Linked DNA regions of Homo sapiens: region 1 is linked to region 2. Evidence: read pairs that join two places in POLR2A ChIA-PET (ENCODE). Cell type or tissue: IMR-90. All regions are shown on one strand. Region 1 overlaps NCOR1 (nuclear receptor corepressor 1). Region 2 overlaps NCOR1 (nuclear receptor corepressor 1).

Evidence for each region. Peaks named below come from ENCODE experiments on the same cell type or tissue, not always from the same donor. Only the 100,000 strongest peaks of a DNase experiment are listed, where the experiment ranks them.
Region 1: POLR2A ChIA-PET joins it to region 2 with 11 read pairs; 3 of 35 experiments call an interaction of 5 or more read pairs at or near these places.

What each region holds. Positions count from the first base shown.
Region 1 is chr17:16,131,877-16,139,876 of GRCh38, reverse strand. NCOR1 (nuclear receptor corepressor 1) reads left to right here. Exons shown (of 46, transcript NM_006311.4): 12 at 691-869; 13 at 1,665-1,719; 14 at 2,465-2,566. It also overlaps the pseudogene RNU6-862P. Among named protein-coding and RNA genes, the nearest start is that of SNORD163, 17 kb to the left of the region's middle. In IMR-90, no CTCF peak of the experiment used is centred here; a DNase peak (open chromatin) is centred at 4,206.
Region 2 is chr17:16,063,654-16,071,653 of GRCh38, reverse strand. NCOR1 (nuclear receptor corepressor 1) reads left to right here. Exons shown (of 46, transcript NM_006311.4): 30 at 1-245; 31 at 1,129-1,489; 32 at 3,533-3,760; 33 at 5,960-6,169; 34 at 6,635-6,784; 35 at 7,467-7,586. Among named protein-coding and RNA genes, the nearest start is that of TTC19, 68 kb to the right of the region's middle. In IMR-90, no CTCF peak of the experiment used is centred here; no DNase peak of the experiment used is centred here.

The DNA of each region.
Region 1 (8,000 bases), 68 kb before region 2:
ATATTTGGGTAAATACTTGTAATTTGGGTAAAAGCTTTTAAATAGAAGTTTGTACTTAAAAATTTCCTCAGTTAAACTTTGGGAAAAATAAGTTCTGCACGTGTAACAAAGTTTTAGTTGAAACAAGCTTCATTTCTAAGAATAACAACCTTAAATTTTCAATGGAAAGATGATGTAAAATTAGCAAGAAGCGTTTAATAGTAAAGTGAGTTTAATTTAAAATCGCTGACTTAAATTTTGATGCCTGTTTGCTTATTTTTCTATTTATTGTTCTGTAATATGACGGTAAAAGTTGTTCTATAAAATGATGTTGAGACTTTAAAAAATGAGACTAATATGATAATTAAATGCTCCATAAGGTCACCACTTCAGTGAACTTGACATTACTTTTTATCTTCCAGGTCTAAAATTTTATTATGTTAAGTATCAGCTTAGTTTAAGAAAAGAATTCTTCTCAAAGGAGTAGATTATTTAAAAAACGATATGGATATTCTCTGCCTCTGTAATTCATACAGTGAATATTTATTAGATATATGAGTAATTATTGTATGTTAGATGCTGTGGTATACACTGCTATTGTTATTAAACTGCATACATGGTTTTTTAGTGCACATTAAGAGCATTGGTCCATGGCCCTCCTTAAATTTCTAGTTTATGTTTTATTCTAAGTAAATTGTATTTTTTTTCCAGAATAATGAGAAACAAATGCGGCAGCTCTCTGTGATTCCACCTATGATGTTTGATGCAGAACAAAGACGAGTCAAGTTCATTAACATGAATGGGCTTATGGAGGACCCTATGAAAGTGTATAAAGATAGGCAGTTTATGAATGTTTGGACTGACCATGAAAAGGAGATCTTTAAGGACAAGTAATTTATATTTTAAATTATTCTCTAATAGACATCTACATAAGTTAGTAAAAAGTATTTGGCATTTACTTGTAAATTGAACTGTTTTCACAAAAACTTGGTCCCATTTTGGTGTTTGAATCAATACTGTGAAAAGTAGAGAATATTGATCTTCCTGTAAGTTTATAGGTGGGAAAAGAGGTAACAGATAAGAACTGGGGTTATGGAGTCATGTTAAGAGTGGTTCCCAAACTTGGGTGCTGGCTGAACTTTTGGGGAGCTTTTATAAAGTACAGATTTCTATGTATTACCGTAGACTAATCATTTCCTGGTGTATGGTGCCCAGAAATCTGTGCCCTTTAAAAGTCTCCAGTGATTCTACAATTGTTCCTCAGATTGGCAGTTAGAAAGCCCTATACATAGTATTTCTCTTCTGTTTTTTTTGAGACGGAGTCTCGCTCTGTCGCTTAAGCTGGAGTCCAGTGTTGTGATCTCGGCTCACTGCAACCTCTGCCTCCTGGGTTCAAGCGATTCTCCTGCCTCAGCTTCCTGAGTAGGTGGGACTGCAGGCATGTGCCACCATCCCCAGCTAATTTTTGTATTTTTAGTAGAGATGGGGTTCTGCCATATTGGTCAGGCTGGTCTTGAACTCCTGACCTCAAGTGATCCACCTTCTTCGGCCTCCCAAAGTGCTGGGATTACAGGCATGAGCCACCACGCCCAGCCTATACATAGTCTTTCTTTTCCCAAGTTTTTTTTTTTTTAGTTGTTGAAATATTTGTACGCAAGTGTGTTTTTGTTTTCGTTTTCACTCAGGTTTATCCAGCATCCAAAAAACTTTGGACTAATTGCATCATACTTGGAGAGGAAGGTAAGACATGGTTTGCATTGGGAGTGTTTGTAGGTTTGTGATGGTTGTTACTTTGAAATTCTTGTGCTCTGACACATATAAGTAGTTAACTAGAACCGATTTTAAAAAGACTGCGAAGAGTCTCATGTGATTAATGTAATGATAATTACAATTATTAGAGAAATCGTAACACAGAACACAGAACTAAATGGTTAATGAAAGATGACCTGATGTTTATTTCCCTAAAACACATAGATTACAATGCTTTTGGAGCCTCATTAAATTTCTAATTAAAATATCAGTCTCGTGCTCGCTTCAGCAGCACATAATACTAAAATTGGAACGATGCAGAGATTAGCATGGCCTCTGCGCAAGGATGACAAGCAAATTTGTGAATCATTCCATATTTAATATAAAGTTGATTTTAATGTTTTTGAACAAAATATTTAAAGACATTTTAAAAATTTGCATGTATGTAATCAGAAAGGGAATTTACTTGTTAATAAGAAAATATTTGAATGTTTCTGATAGTTCCTGGCATCTTTCACATAATTTGGATTAACAACTGTAACTGTCTATTAAAATAGTACCTATAATGTAAATAATTTTAGAGCCTAGATATGCCTTAAAATGCTAGCAATGTATGTTGTTCTTTTTCTTTAATTTTACTTTCAGAATACCAGAGATTTTCCTTGGAAGTAATATTTAATTAAAAAATTTCTTTATTTCATTGGATCCTCAAAAATAATTGTTTTATTTCTTACAGAGTGTTCCTGATTGTGTTTTGTATTACTATTTAACCAAGAAAAATGAGAATTATAAAGCCCTCGTCAGAAGGAATTATGGGAAACGCAGAGGCAGAAACCAGGTGTGTTTTCTTACTTGTATGGAAGATATTTCAGGATTGGGGGAAATAGGCAAGCAAAAAGTGTTAAAACAGAAGTCCTGCCCTTAGTGTGTAGTTTAAACATTGATGTTTCTGTTAAATTAGTGAGGATGTTATAATTATTTTGAAGTTATATTTATATATTTAATGTATTAAATCTTGTATTTCAAATATATTTTAAGTTTCTACTATGATAAAATTAATTAGAAAAGTTTTATACCATTCTGTCATCTGAGTCATGCATTTCAGTGTCAGCAATAATCATGTAATTAAATATGAAGCCATTAATACTTTTAATACACTATCTTTAGCCAGTCTGTTTATCTGAGGAGGGGTCAGGTAGAGTAAGGGAGAGAAATACAACATGGTACCTTGATTAGAGATTCTTTACAAAAACCTGGAACCTGATTTTGTTTCATATTAACTTCATTTGTGGAGTTCAGATAGTTTAATTTCTTTCTTTCTTTTTTTTTTTTTTTTTTTTTTGAAACAGAGTCTCGCTCTGTCGCCCAGGCTGGAGTGCAGTGGTGCTATCTTGGCTCACTGCAACCTCCGCCTCCTGGGTTCAATCGATTCTCCTGCCTCAGCCTCCTGAGTAGCTGGGACTACAGGCGCCTGCCACCACGCCCGGCTAAGTTTTTGTATTTTTAGTAGAGATGGGGTTTCACCATGTTGGCCAGGATGGTCTCAATCTCCTGACTTCCATGATCCACCTGCCTTGGCCTCCCAAGGTGCTGGGATTACAGGCATGAGCCACCGCGCCCAGCCTAGATAATTTAATTTCTAAAAAGCACTTTTTCTGTCTGGGTGTAGTGGCTCACACCTGTAATCCCCGTACTTTGGGAGGCTGGGGCCAGAGCATCGCCTGAGCCCAGGAGTTCAAGACCAGCCTAGGCAACATAGCGAGACCCATCCTGTCTTTACAAAATAATAGAAAAAATTAGCCGGGCATGATGGTGCATGCCTGTAGTCCTAGATACATGGGAGGCTGAGGTGGGAGGATGGCTTGAGCCTGGAAAGTCGAGGCTGCAGTGAGCCATGATTGTGCCATTGCACTCCAGCCTGAGTGACAGAGCAAGACCTCTGTCTCCAAAAAATAAAAAAGGCACTTTTACTAAAGGTAGTTTTCCAGAAGTATAAAACTGAAAAAGGTTAGTTTTCACAGTTGCAATTCAGTAATTTCAAAATGATTTTCCCCAAATAACTGATCAGCAGCTGCCATAGCTCACAGGTGCTTACCAGAGAGACTGCTGCGCTACTGCCACCACCACAGTTAATATGGAGGCTTTTGCTGTCTACACCCGGATAGATATTACAATAAGGACTTGCATGCATGAGCTCCGACACTGCAACGATTCATTAGCATTATTAAATCTCTTCTGGTTTTCCCACTCAGCCACCCTTTTGTTGGGGTGGGGTCTTACTCCCTTTCTTCGTTTGATAGCCCCTGGTTACCAGATATAGGTTATTGACCCAGTTCTCTCAGTATTCACAGCTATAACCTTTTTATGTTTTCTGGGTCATTATTTCCCACAGAACACCACCACCCCACATGATGTGATTACATGCTCTTTGGAAACAGTATTTCTTGTTTAAAAAAGTATAGCGAGTGTTTCATGAGTCAACTGTGTAAAATGCTGTTAGAGGTTGAGTAAGCCAAGGTGCCTTAGACGTGGATTTTCAGTGAATTAGTGAGGGGGCAGAAACACGGTTACACAGAGTTGAAGAAGATACAGAAGGTGAGGAAGTGGCATTAGTACAAGTGCAACCTTGTTTTTAAAATTTTTTTATAAAGTGGAATAGTGAAATGGGTCGGTAGGGCTAATGAGGATCAGAGAAGGGAGGATAAAGGGCATACTTGTACACTGATGGGTGCAGTACCGTAAGACAAAGGATGGGTGCTTGCCAAGCTTCATAAAGATGTACTGACAGAAAAGGAATAAATTGAGTGTTGACAGTGAAATAGGAAGCACTATTCCACCAGAGAGAAGAATATTGCCAGGGCTTTTCTTCCTGCTTCCCCTAAAGAATGTGGAATCAAGGTCCTGTAATACCCTTTTAGCTAGAGATCATAGGGACCATCTATGTTTTAAACAAGTTTCAGCTACAGTTTTTTTTTTTTTTTTTTTTTTTTGAGATGGAGTCTCGCTCTGTCGCCCAGGCTGGAGTGCAGTGGTGCGATCTTGGCTCACTGCAAGCTCCACCTCCCGGGTTCATGCCATTCTGCTGCCCCAGCCTCCTGAGTAGCTGGGACTACCGGCACCCGCCACCACATCTGGTTCATTTTTTGTATATTTAGTAGAGACGGGGTTTCACCGTGTTAGTCAGGATGGTCTCGATCTCCTGACCTCGTGATCTGCCCGCCTCGGCCTCCCAAAGTGCTGGGATTACAGGCATGAGCCACGGCGCCCGGCCTCAGCTGCAAATTTCTAACAGTTTTGTTCCTAATTGCCAAATAGTATTTATAACTTTATCTTTAGAAATTATATATGTTACTGTTTAAAATGTTCAGTCCTACATTAACGTAAGAGATAAGGTGATACTTATACAGTGTACCTTAACCTTTGCCAGATTAGCAGCCAGTTGCCCATGATGATAGAGGAGAGAGCTCTAGCAGGAAGTTCTATGGGGCACGGATGTTTGTTATTCTGAAACAGTCGTTTCTTTCCTAAAGTTGTCTGGGACACAGTTTCACTCCTCTCTGTGGCACACCGATCCTTGTTAAGATCCAGCCATGTTGGTGTTCTCTTCTGTACATTCTTGTTGCATGTTTCAAAGTACCTGTCTCAGAATGTATTTGCAGATGTGAGAATTGCCATGTATACCCTCACCTTGACCTGAGCCTTAGGTTGCTTACCCCCAGGTAGGCTCAGTTTTGGGTTGGTCAGCACTTCTGGTAGGCTAGCTCTGCCCTCATTAGCTTTTAAGTTATTGCTTTGAAGATTTTTCCTCCAATTTTACATTTCTCTGGTTGTTTCACGGGGAATTTGGGAGAGGTGTGAGTTAAATGAATTTAGACCATCATCTCATGCCACCAGATTTACCATTGTTTCTTAATTGTTTGTATACTTATTCCATTTATTTGTGTCAAAATAGAGGGGCAGCTTTTCAGAAATTAGGTGGTGTTAGTTTAAGGGCTCTCTGTGTAAAACTGAAGGCCTTTTGAGCTGATACCAGGTGAGAGAAGAAGCCACTGGGGTTTTGAGCAAAAGAGGGCTGCCAGATTTCAGTTGTGACATGATTACTCTGGTTGCTCTGTTGAGAATAGTTTGTAAGGAGACAAGAGAAGAAGCAGAGAAACCAGTTAGGAGGTTGTTTTAATAATCCCATTGACTTGGACTAGGCTACAGTGAGGAGGCGGGGAGAACGGATTAGTTTCTGGATGTACTTTTGAAGGTAAAACCACGAGATTTTGCTGATGGATTGATTGTGGGGATGAGGAAAGGACAATAATCAAGGAAAACAAGTTTTGACCTGTGGAGTTGCCATTTGCTGTGACAGGCATGACTGAAGGAGGAGCAGGTTTTGAGGGGAAAATCAGGACATGGCTGAATATGAAATACCTATTAGGTGTCTAAGCAGAGATCCAAATGAGGTCCAAGTAAAGTGGATAGTTAGACATATAAGTCTGGAGTGTAGGAAAAAGATCTGGGTTAAAGATATAGAATTTGCTATATAGAAAAAAGGTTAGAATACTTCTTTTTAAAAACAGAATTGAATTGCAAGGTTAAGATTTTCAAAATCTATGTATCAACTCCCTTGATTTTACCCTGGTGGATACAGAGATCCAACTAATTTGAAAATCACTTTACTTCTCTGCTATGTAACCAAGCTCTAGTCAGGAGGGTTTAGCTCAGGTGATCTCACAGCCATTATGGCATGTTTACTTAAAGATTCTTTAAAGTTCTGCTGAAGTTTATGCTTGATCCTGTCAATATGAGTTTGATTACTCTCCCTATCCTCTACTCCCAGCCTCCTTTTTGTAGGAAGTAATTTTTATTCAGCAGATAAATGTATAGTGTGTGGCTGGGTGCGATGGCTCACGCTTGTGATCTCAACACTTTGGGAGTCCAGGGCGGGTGGATCACTTGAGGTCAGGAATTCGAGACCAGCCTGGGCAACATGCTGAAACCCTGTCTCTATTGAAAATGCAAAAATTAGCCTGGAGTGGTGGTGCACACCTATAATCTCAGCTATTCTGGAGGCTGAGGTAGAAAAATCGCTTGAACCTGGGAAGCAGAGGTTGCAGCGAGCCTAGATCATGCCACTGCACTCCCACCTGGGTGACAGAGCAAGACCCCGTCTGGAAAAAAAAGAAAGAAGAGAGAAAGAGAAAAGGAAGGAAGGGAGGGAGGGAAAAAAGAAGAAGAAGAAGGAAGGGAGGGAGGGAAGGAAGGAGGGAAAGGAAGGAAGGAAAGCAAGAAAAGCCAGACTGGACGTGGTGGCTCATGCCTAGAATCCCAGAGCAAGACTCCATCTCAGGAAAAAAAAAAAAAAAAAAGTGTAGTTTGCTATTGATAGATTCTAAGTTTGCAAAGTTTGATTTTTTAAAACCTGTTGCTATAGGGAAGCTTAGTAGTGTTTACTCTGAAAATGAGTTTTAATCTTAGACTCATAGGAAAATGAGACAGATGTTTATATTTTTGTTAAAATTGTGTTCAGAGGTTATTCTTGGCAGGAATTTTAACTCTTCTCTCCAAATTCTGATAGAGACTACCCCAACCCATTTTTATAGTTCAGCTTGTTACCATTCCATGGAGAGTGAGTGTGGTTCTCTATATGTTTTTGTTGAAGTAATGAATACATATTGGAGATTGGAAGCCAAAAACCACTGTTGAATGTTATTATTTAGGATCTAGGATTATGCCCTACGTAATAGTTTGATTCTATGTACATTGTTCTTGCTAGCAGTAAGAGTTTCTTCCCCTAGTAAATGCTGCATTTTTCCAACATAAACTGCCATCTGGTAAGTCTGTCACTGTGCAGGTAGAATTACTGTGGTACTTGCTAGTTACCTGCAGTAAAGCAAGTCATGTTAGAAACCATATTCTTCATTTCCAAATGCTTGATTACTTTCCACAGGAATTCATGCCCTTCTTTTATGCTAACACCATTTTCCCCTTTATGCCAGTGTGTTTTTATTCCCTAAAGGTATTCAGAAGCATATACTTAGGTAAATATAGCAATTTTGAAATTGGAGGAATTTTCTGACTAAACTGTTAGCTAGTCACTAGATAGAAAGATTATTTTAGACAAGTTAAGAAGTTTATTATATCAGCAAGAACTCTAGCCCCAGAGTGCTCTGCCCAATTGTACCTATGTGACTCTAGGTGGGTCCTTTCACTTGGTGAGCCTTGGTTTCCACATTCATGAGAGTGGGGTCAGTGATACTTAGGTTGCATGGTTAATAAGAACT
Region 2 (8,000 bases):
CAACAACTGAAAGCTTTGAAGATGGCCTTAAATATCCCAAACAAATTAAAAGGGAAAGTCCTCCCATACGAGCATTTGAAGGTGCCATTACCAAAGGAAAACCATATGATGGCATCACCACCATCAAAGAAATGGGGCGTTCCATTCATGAGATTCCAAGGCAAGATATTTTAACTCAGGAAAGTCGGAAAACTCCAGAAGTGGTCCAGAGCACACGGCCGATAATTGAGGGTTCCATTTCCCAGGTAACTAAGTTTTGGCTCTTTTTGTCAGTAACTGATATTTATGGAACATTTAAAAAAGTGTGACTTAATAATTATAAGTGGTTCTTATGATGTCAGACCTCCTGGAAGTAAACATGAAAGTTTCCTGTACCTTTTTTTTTTTTCCTCTGTGGACCAGGCTGGAGTGCGGTGTGTGATCACAGCTCACTATATAGCCTTGACCTCCTGGGCTCAAGCGATCCTCCCACCTCAGCCTCCCGAGTAGCTAGGACTACAGGCATGTACCTCCACACCCAGAATTTTTGTATTTTTATAGAGACAGGGCTTTGCCATGTTGCCAAGGCTGGTCTCGAACTCCTGAGCTCAAGTGATCTGCCCATCTCAGCATCCCAAAGTGCTGGGATCACAGGCGTGAGCCACTGTGCTTGGCCTTTGTGTAATGGCACGATCTTGGCTCACTGCAACGTCCGCCTCCTGGGTTCAAGCGATTCTCCTGCCCCAGCCTCCCGAGTAGCTGAGATTACAGGTACCTGCCACCACGCCTGGCTAATTTTGTATTTTTAGGAGAGACAGGGTTTCTCCATGTTGGTCAGGCTGGTTTCGAACTCCTGACCTCAGGTGATCTGCCCACCTCAGCCTCCCAAAGCGCTGGGATTACAGGTGTGAACCACCATGCCTGGCCTTGTGTACTTCTTATCATCAGGTTTTCTTATGTCTATAGCATAGAGTGTGGAATGTGGGAAAGTATGCAGCTTGGGATCAGTGGGGTTGTGATTGAGATTTGTAAACAGACCAAAAAAGATCACCACAGTGAACTGTAACTGCCATGGGCCAGACATAGACCTGAGATAGAAAAGTAGCCAGATGACTTTGCTACCTGTAATGTTTGTTTCTTTCCCTTTAGGGCACACCAATAAAGTTTGACAACAACTCAGGTCAATCTGCCATCAAACACAATGTCAAATCCTTAATCACGGGGCCTAGCAAACTATCCCGTGGAATGCCTCCGCTGGAAATTGTGCCAGAGAACATAAAAGTGGTAGAACGGGGAAAATATGAGGATGTGAAAGCAGGCGAGACCGTGCGTTCCCGGCACACGTCAGTGGTAAGCTCTGGCCCCTCCGTTCTTAGGTCCACACTGCATGAAGCTCCCAAAGCACAACTGAGCCCTGGGATTTATGATGACACCAGTGCACGGAGGACCCCTGTGAGTTATCAAAACACCATGTCCAGAGGCTCACCCATGATGAACAGAACTTCTGATGGTATGTTACTTTTGTTGCTTGGTCTGATACTTTTTATTGCATTTAAAAAAAAAAAAAAAAACCTTTGTCAAGTAGTAAATATCAAATTGTCAGCTTTAGAGTATCCCAAGATCTACAGGTCTTGCTTGAGTCTAGGAGTATGGAAGGCTACTAATTTAAAAGTAGGCATAATTTAAGTAAAATACCTGATATTTAAATCAAGTGCAGATTATGATGCAGTCCAGAAATGCTATAGAGTAAGTATATTTTTAGAGTGGATTTTCAGCCAATTGCATAAGGTTTTCTGGAAGTCAGTTTTGACATTGTTCCTTCAGCGGCAGTGTGGTGTGAAAGCTGTAAGTAGCCTCTGGAACAAGACTGCATAAGCTTGAATTAACATTCTTACTGCATCAACTCAGATGAGTTACTTAGTTTTTTTGTAGCTTAGTTTCCTGATCTGTAAAATCATAATGTAACATTAAGACCTACCTCTCTGGATTGTTATGAAGATCAAATAAGGTAGTACATGTAAAGAACTTAGAATGGTGCCGAGTATTTACGAAGGGCTCGATAAATGTGAATTATTCCTGTTGGTGTTACTGTTGTTATTATTGTTGTCACTATAACCCCATGCTACTGGCAGCTACATCAGTTGAGAAGTGATTTTTACCAAGTGGTCCCTATCAACCTGAGGCCCTTAAAAATGCATCCACTTACCATTTTTTATTATAATACAAATTTATTGATGGCTCACATGGTACGTCCTGGGCTGGGCACTGTGAGCTGTACAAGTGTGTTTTGGCGGGTGTGAGGGGCGTAGCACAGAGTGAGGAGAAGGGGAAGTCCTTGTTAGGGATGGGGAGGTGAGTCCAAATGCTTGTAGCTTTAGTTTTGATGGCGAATTGCCCTGCAGAGGGAAGGGCACTCCATATTTGAGCACGCTGGGACTTGGAAGGGGATGTGATAAACCAGTGTGATTTCTTTCTTTGGGCAGGCAGATTTGTTTGATTGTGGTAAAGTTTATAGTATCAAAATATTAGTAATTAGATGTGATGGTTACACAGCCATCATGCTTGTACTTAATGCCACTGTGAATTGTACCCTTTAAAATGGCTAAAATTGTAAATTTTATGTTATGTATATTTCACCACAGTTAAAAAAAATTGAGGGTGGCTGGGTGCAGCAGCTCATACCCATAATCCCAGCACTTTGGGAGGCCAAGGCGGGCGGATCATGAGGTCAGGAGATTGAGCCCATCCTGGCCAACATGGTGAAATCCTGTCTCTACTAAAAATACAAAAACAATTAGCCGTGCATGGTGGCGCGCTCCTGTAGTCCCAGCTACTTGGGAGGCTGAGACAGGAGAATCGCTTGAACCCAGGAGGTAGAGACTGCAGTGAGCCAAGATCACGCCACTGCACTCCAGCCTGGGTGACAGCGAGACTCTATCTCAAAAAAAAAAAAAAAAAATTGAGGATGATGGCTAATAAGTGTTTGAATATATATTTATTGGTGGGACAATCTGACCATCCTGAATAACATCATTTAAGAGAAGAGAGGCTGGAGTAGGGAGGTGATAGATATTGGTGAAGTAATGAGAAAGTCATTGTGGAAGAACAGAGCAAGGAAAAAATTAGTGAAACTAGTGATTAATGGGTAGGAAGGAGGTTGCATAACACAGGCAATGAGAGAAAACTGAAGTTTACTACATGTGGGGACAAAAGAATTTAGAATGTTAAAGTCATACAAAAAACAAAATGATTCATAATGAGATTTAAAGAAGAGTATTGAATTTTATTTTTAATGTTACATAAGGTGGTAAAATACTGGTGCTATGATCCAAAAGGTGACAGTACTCTCCAAATCTCAGTTTCTACTAGTTGTTTACATTTTCATATGTTGTTTACATTTTCATATTTTGCAATATTGAATGTTAAATGTTGAGTGGAAAGAGAAGATCCAAATACATGAATATAGTCTTTATTTGAATGGTTGAGAAATGGACAAATATTATCATACTTGCAAGTTTCTTAAGAACTTGTGGCATTGGCTCTTTTTTTCCAGTTACAATTTCTTCTAACAAGTCTACCAATCATGAAAGGAAATCGACACTGACCCCTACCCAGAGGGAAAGTATCCCAGCGAAGTCTCCAGTGCCTGGGGTGGACCCTGTCGTGAGCCACAGTCCGTTTGATCCCCATCACAGAGGCAGCACTGCAGGCGAGGTTTATCGGAGCCACCTGCCCACGCACTTGGATCCAGCCATGCCTTTTCACAGGGCTTTGGATCCTGGTAAACACAAAATATAGTGATAATTTATGGCAAATAAATATGCCACCAGTATGACTTTTCAGCTTTCTGTTGTTGTACAATATAGTACAATTGCAAATATCATTAATGTACAGCTCAGTGAATTTTCACAAACTAAATTCTCCCATGTTACCAGCACCCAGATCAAGAAATAAAATCTTATCAGCACCCGGTAAAGAACTAAAAAGAATAGTATATGAAAAGCTCTCTTATCTGATGGCACTTGGTGAAACTAGTTGAAAAAGTGGATTAATGTGAATAATTATTTTAAAATGACAGAGGCATACCTAAACATGTTAACTTACAGCATAAATAGACGTTCATTTACCAGAACTCTGATCTAATGCCAAGGCTTTTTCATAAACAAGTGATTAAGTCTCACTGTCTTATATAAAAGAAATTCTTTTTTTTAAGTAAAGCTAGAACTTCCAAGTAAAGACACTTCCAAGCAATCTAAATACAGAATCCTTCTAGATTTTTTTTCCAGCCTTTGAAGTTGTCTAGTCCGCACCTGATTCAACTTCTGTATCAACTCTTTCCAAAGCTGTTAGTTTTCAGAGAAACCACTCTTCATTCTTCCTTGATTTACAAATTATGTCATTAAGTTACATAATTCTAGTAACAAGTACAGCTGGAAGAAACTTCAGAACACCACTGACATTGGTAGACAGAATCTGATAGGTGCAGATGTGCAGGTTTCTAGAGAGCAGTCTGCTGGGCAGAGGGCATTGTGTTTTACACAGGGAGGGGAGAGGAGCAGTCACATCGGTTGGTACAGAGAGGCTTGGCTGGGCTGTTATAATCTGCAGGACCACCGGCTGCACCTTGTCCTCCCAGGGTGCAGTCCTTGCTCTTCCTTGCCGCTATTGGCTGAGCCCAGTCACACATGTGTTTTCTGCTGAGACCTCTTCTCTGGCCTAAATAAACTCTTTGCTTAATAAGTATCCTTCAGGTGCAAATTAGGACACAGAATACTTGTGCCTCACTTTGGTCCTTAGAGAAGAATTTTTCATTATCAGTATGCTAAATTTTAAAAGTAAGAATTCTAAGGGTTATTTACATTTCATAATAATAGGAAAGTAACTGTGGGAAATATTTTATCTAAAAGCTGTGTAAATGCCATCAAATTATTTGTCATTTGACAACACTGTTTCAGAGGAGCCCAATACCTATTACTTAGGGCACTGTCTCCCAGATTGTGTCAGCTGACAGACTTACCTAGCTTCTAGATGAAGGGGAAGCAAATATTCCAGAAAACATGTTACTTGTTTTTCTAGGGAGAACATATACATATAAAATAGGTCACTCAAGTTCTCAGACAAAATGGAATTTTTCTGGTTTCTATTTAGTGTTTATCATTGTCTTCATTTTGTAGTGGTTTCTTTTGCTTGTTTTTGAGCCTGAGTTGGATTATAATGTTTTGAGGAGAGAGACATTATCTACTTTTTACCACGCCTACCCCTTCCTCGTATCTTGTGTCTTGTGTCATTCTCTCACCTAGGGGTTGCTAAAAACTACAGCTTTTTGGCCAAATCCTGTTGCCACTTGTGTTTGTAAATAAAGTTTTATTAGGATACAGCCACACCATTTATTCTTTTTTTCCGTAGCTCTTTTTGTGCTACAGTGACAGAGTTGAGTAGCTGTGACAAATGCGAAATGGCCCACAAAGCCTAAAATATATTTACCATTTGGCCCTTTATGTCAAAAGTTTGCCAATCTCTGCTCCAAACACATGGACTAATTAAATGCTTATAGTCTATAATCATTTTCACCCCCTGGAGAGTAAAGTTACTGATTGCCACAAAGTATTTTCGTATACATTTCTGTTGGTTGTACTGGATGATCAGTACTATAAAGACAATTTTATTTTCAAACACAACTCTTGCAGATGCCAGGTAAAAATATGATAAAGTTACATGTCAAAGATTGAAAGTAAAACTACTTGAGAAGTTTTTAGCTACTGTTATCCTTCCCCTTTTCCATTACATCTTAGACATTAGAATTGCTATTGCTAATACATCAAGGTCTAAAATAAATCCACCTTAATCCTTGTAGCTAAGTAAAAGTTCCATGTGCACTAGCTCAGCATGTGATTTTTCTCTACTCTTTTGTACGTGGTGTTTAGCAAATGTATTTCAGCCAGGACAAAACTCAGTGCCTTTCTTTCATTCTCTCAATCAGCAGCGGCTGCTTACCTGTTTCAGAGACAGCTTTCACCAACTCCAGGTTACCCAAGTCAGTATCAGCTTTACGCAATGGAGAACACAAGACAGACAATCTTAAATGATTACATTACCTCACAACAGATGCAAGTGAACTTGCGTCCAGATGTGGCCAGAGGACTCTCCCCAAGAGAGCAGCCACTGGGTCTCCCATACCCAGCAACGAGAGGTGTGTGTCTTTGCATTTCAGATTTCGTAGAATTTATTATGTTTACCTAGTGTTTCTTAGGTACTCAGTAAATACTTGTTGAATGAATGATGGAAAGAAAGAAAGAAAAGAATACTATATCCTTCCTCCCGTAGACTTTTTAGCCCAGAGACATACATTGAGACAAGGTGTTTTGGTGAATACTGAAATTAACTAAACCAAATCCTTGTGCTGAGTATTTGTAATCCATGGCTTACAAATTTGCTCTCTTTAATCTGCCCATACTTTGAGGTTACTGATGTGAAGTACAGTCTTTAATATCCTTCTTTAAAGAATGTCTTAAAAAGTAATGATGATAGTAAACATTTTTATTTATATTATGTACAAATTACCCTTGATTCACAGAGATAGACAAAATCCAAAGTCATGTATGGTTCTGTACCTTTAGAATAACACTTAACATAAATTGTATTGTCTTTTGGATAGGAATCATTGACCTGACCAATATGCCTCCAACAATTTTAGTGCCTCATCCAGGGGGAACAAGCACTCCTCCCATGGACAGAATCACTTATATTCCTGGTACACAGATTACTTTCCCTCCCAGGCCGTACAACTCTGCTTCCATGTCTCCAGGTGAGATTGTACAGTTACACACCTCTCTAATAGAACCATCATGTTTACATTTTTACAACATAGCCTTTTAAGGTATCTTGGGCAATTTTTCCTCATTTGGTTTCTTGTTTTTCTTTTAACATTTAATAGTAGTTCTTATGTGCCAGCTGTCACTAGATACCTTAGGAATGCCTTAAAAGCTTATGTTATGCTTCAGTTCTTATCCAGGACTCTTAATAAAACAAACTTCTTTTTCTCTTTTCTTGTTTTTTTTTTGTTTTTGTTTTGGAGACAGAGTCTGGCTCTGTTGCCCAGGCTGGAGCGCAGTGGTGTGATCTCAGCTCACTGCAACCTCCATCTCCCAGGTTCAAGAGATTCTCGTGCCTCAGCCTCTGGAGTAGCTGGGATTACAGGTGCGCGCCACCACACCTGGCTAATTTTTTGTGTGTTTTTAGTAGAGACAGGGTCTCACTATGTTGCCCAGGCTGGTCGTAAACTCCTGGCCTCCGGTGATCCACCTGCCTTGGCCTCCCGAAGTGCTGGGATTACAGGTGTCAGCCACTGCACCCAGCCAAAACAAACTTCTTATATCCCAAATTTGAAGCTTTTTGAAAAATTTTCAGTCACTTAGAATTTCGGAATTGTTTGATATACTCAGTCAGTTGATATTTTTATCTTTAAGCTGCAGGTTTATGTTTTACAGGACACCCAACACACCTTGCAGCTGCTGCAAGTGCTGAGAGGGAACGGGAACGGGAGCGGGAGAAGGAGCGGGAGCGGGAACGGATTGCTGCAGCTTCCTCCGACCTCTACCTGCGGCCAGGTCAGTGAAAGGCACTGCTCTTCCATTCTCTGGACACATCTTAGTAATCTTGTACACTGTGCTTAATGCTGCGCACAAAAAGTTTTGATGGAAACAAAAATTCTAAGACAACGTTATTACAGGCCCCAAGTGAAAAACAGGTGAAAGTGCTGTAGCAGCTGAGATGGTGGAAACGTGAATTTTACACGGAAAAATGTTTTCATGATGAAGGTATCATTTTTATTTGGTGCAAACAGTGGACTGCAGTTGGGCCTGAAGATATTGGTCACAGAGCTTTCAAGGCTGAAAGAACAGCCCTAGCAAAAACTCCTAGATATAAAGGTGTTGTTGAGCTTGAGTTTAGAGGAGGAATGGAAAATACAGTTAGCAGCTTGTGTAGCATCTTGAATTACAGTGAAATGTTGTGTCCAGGAG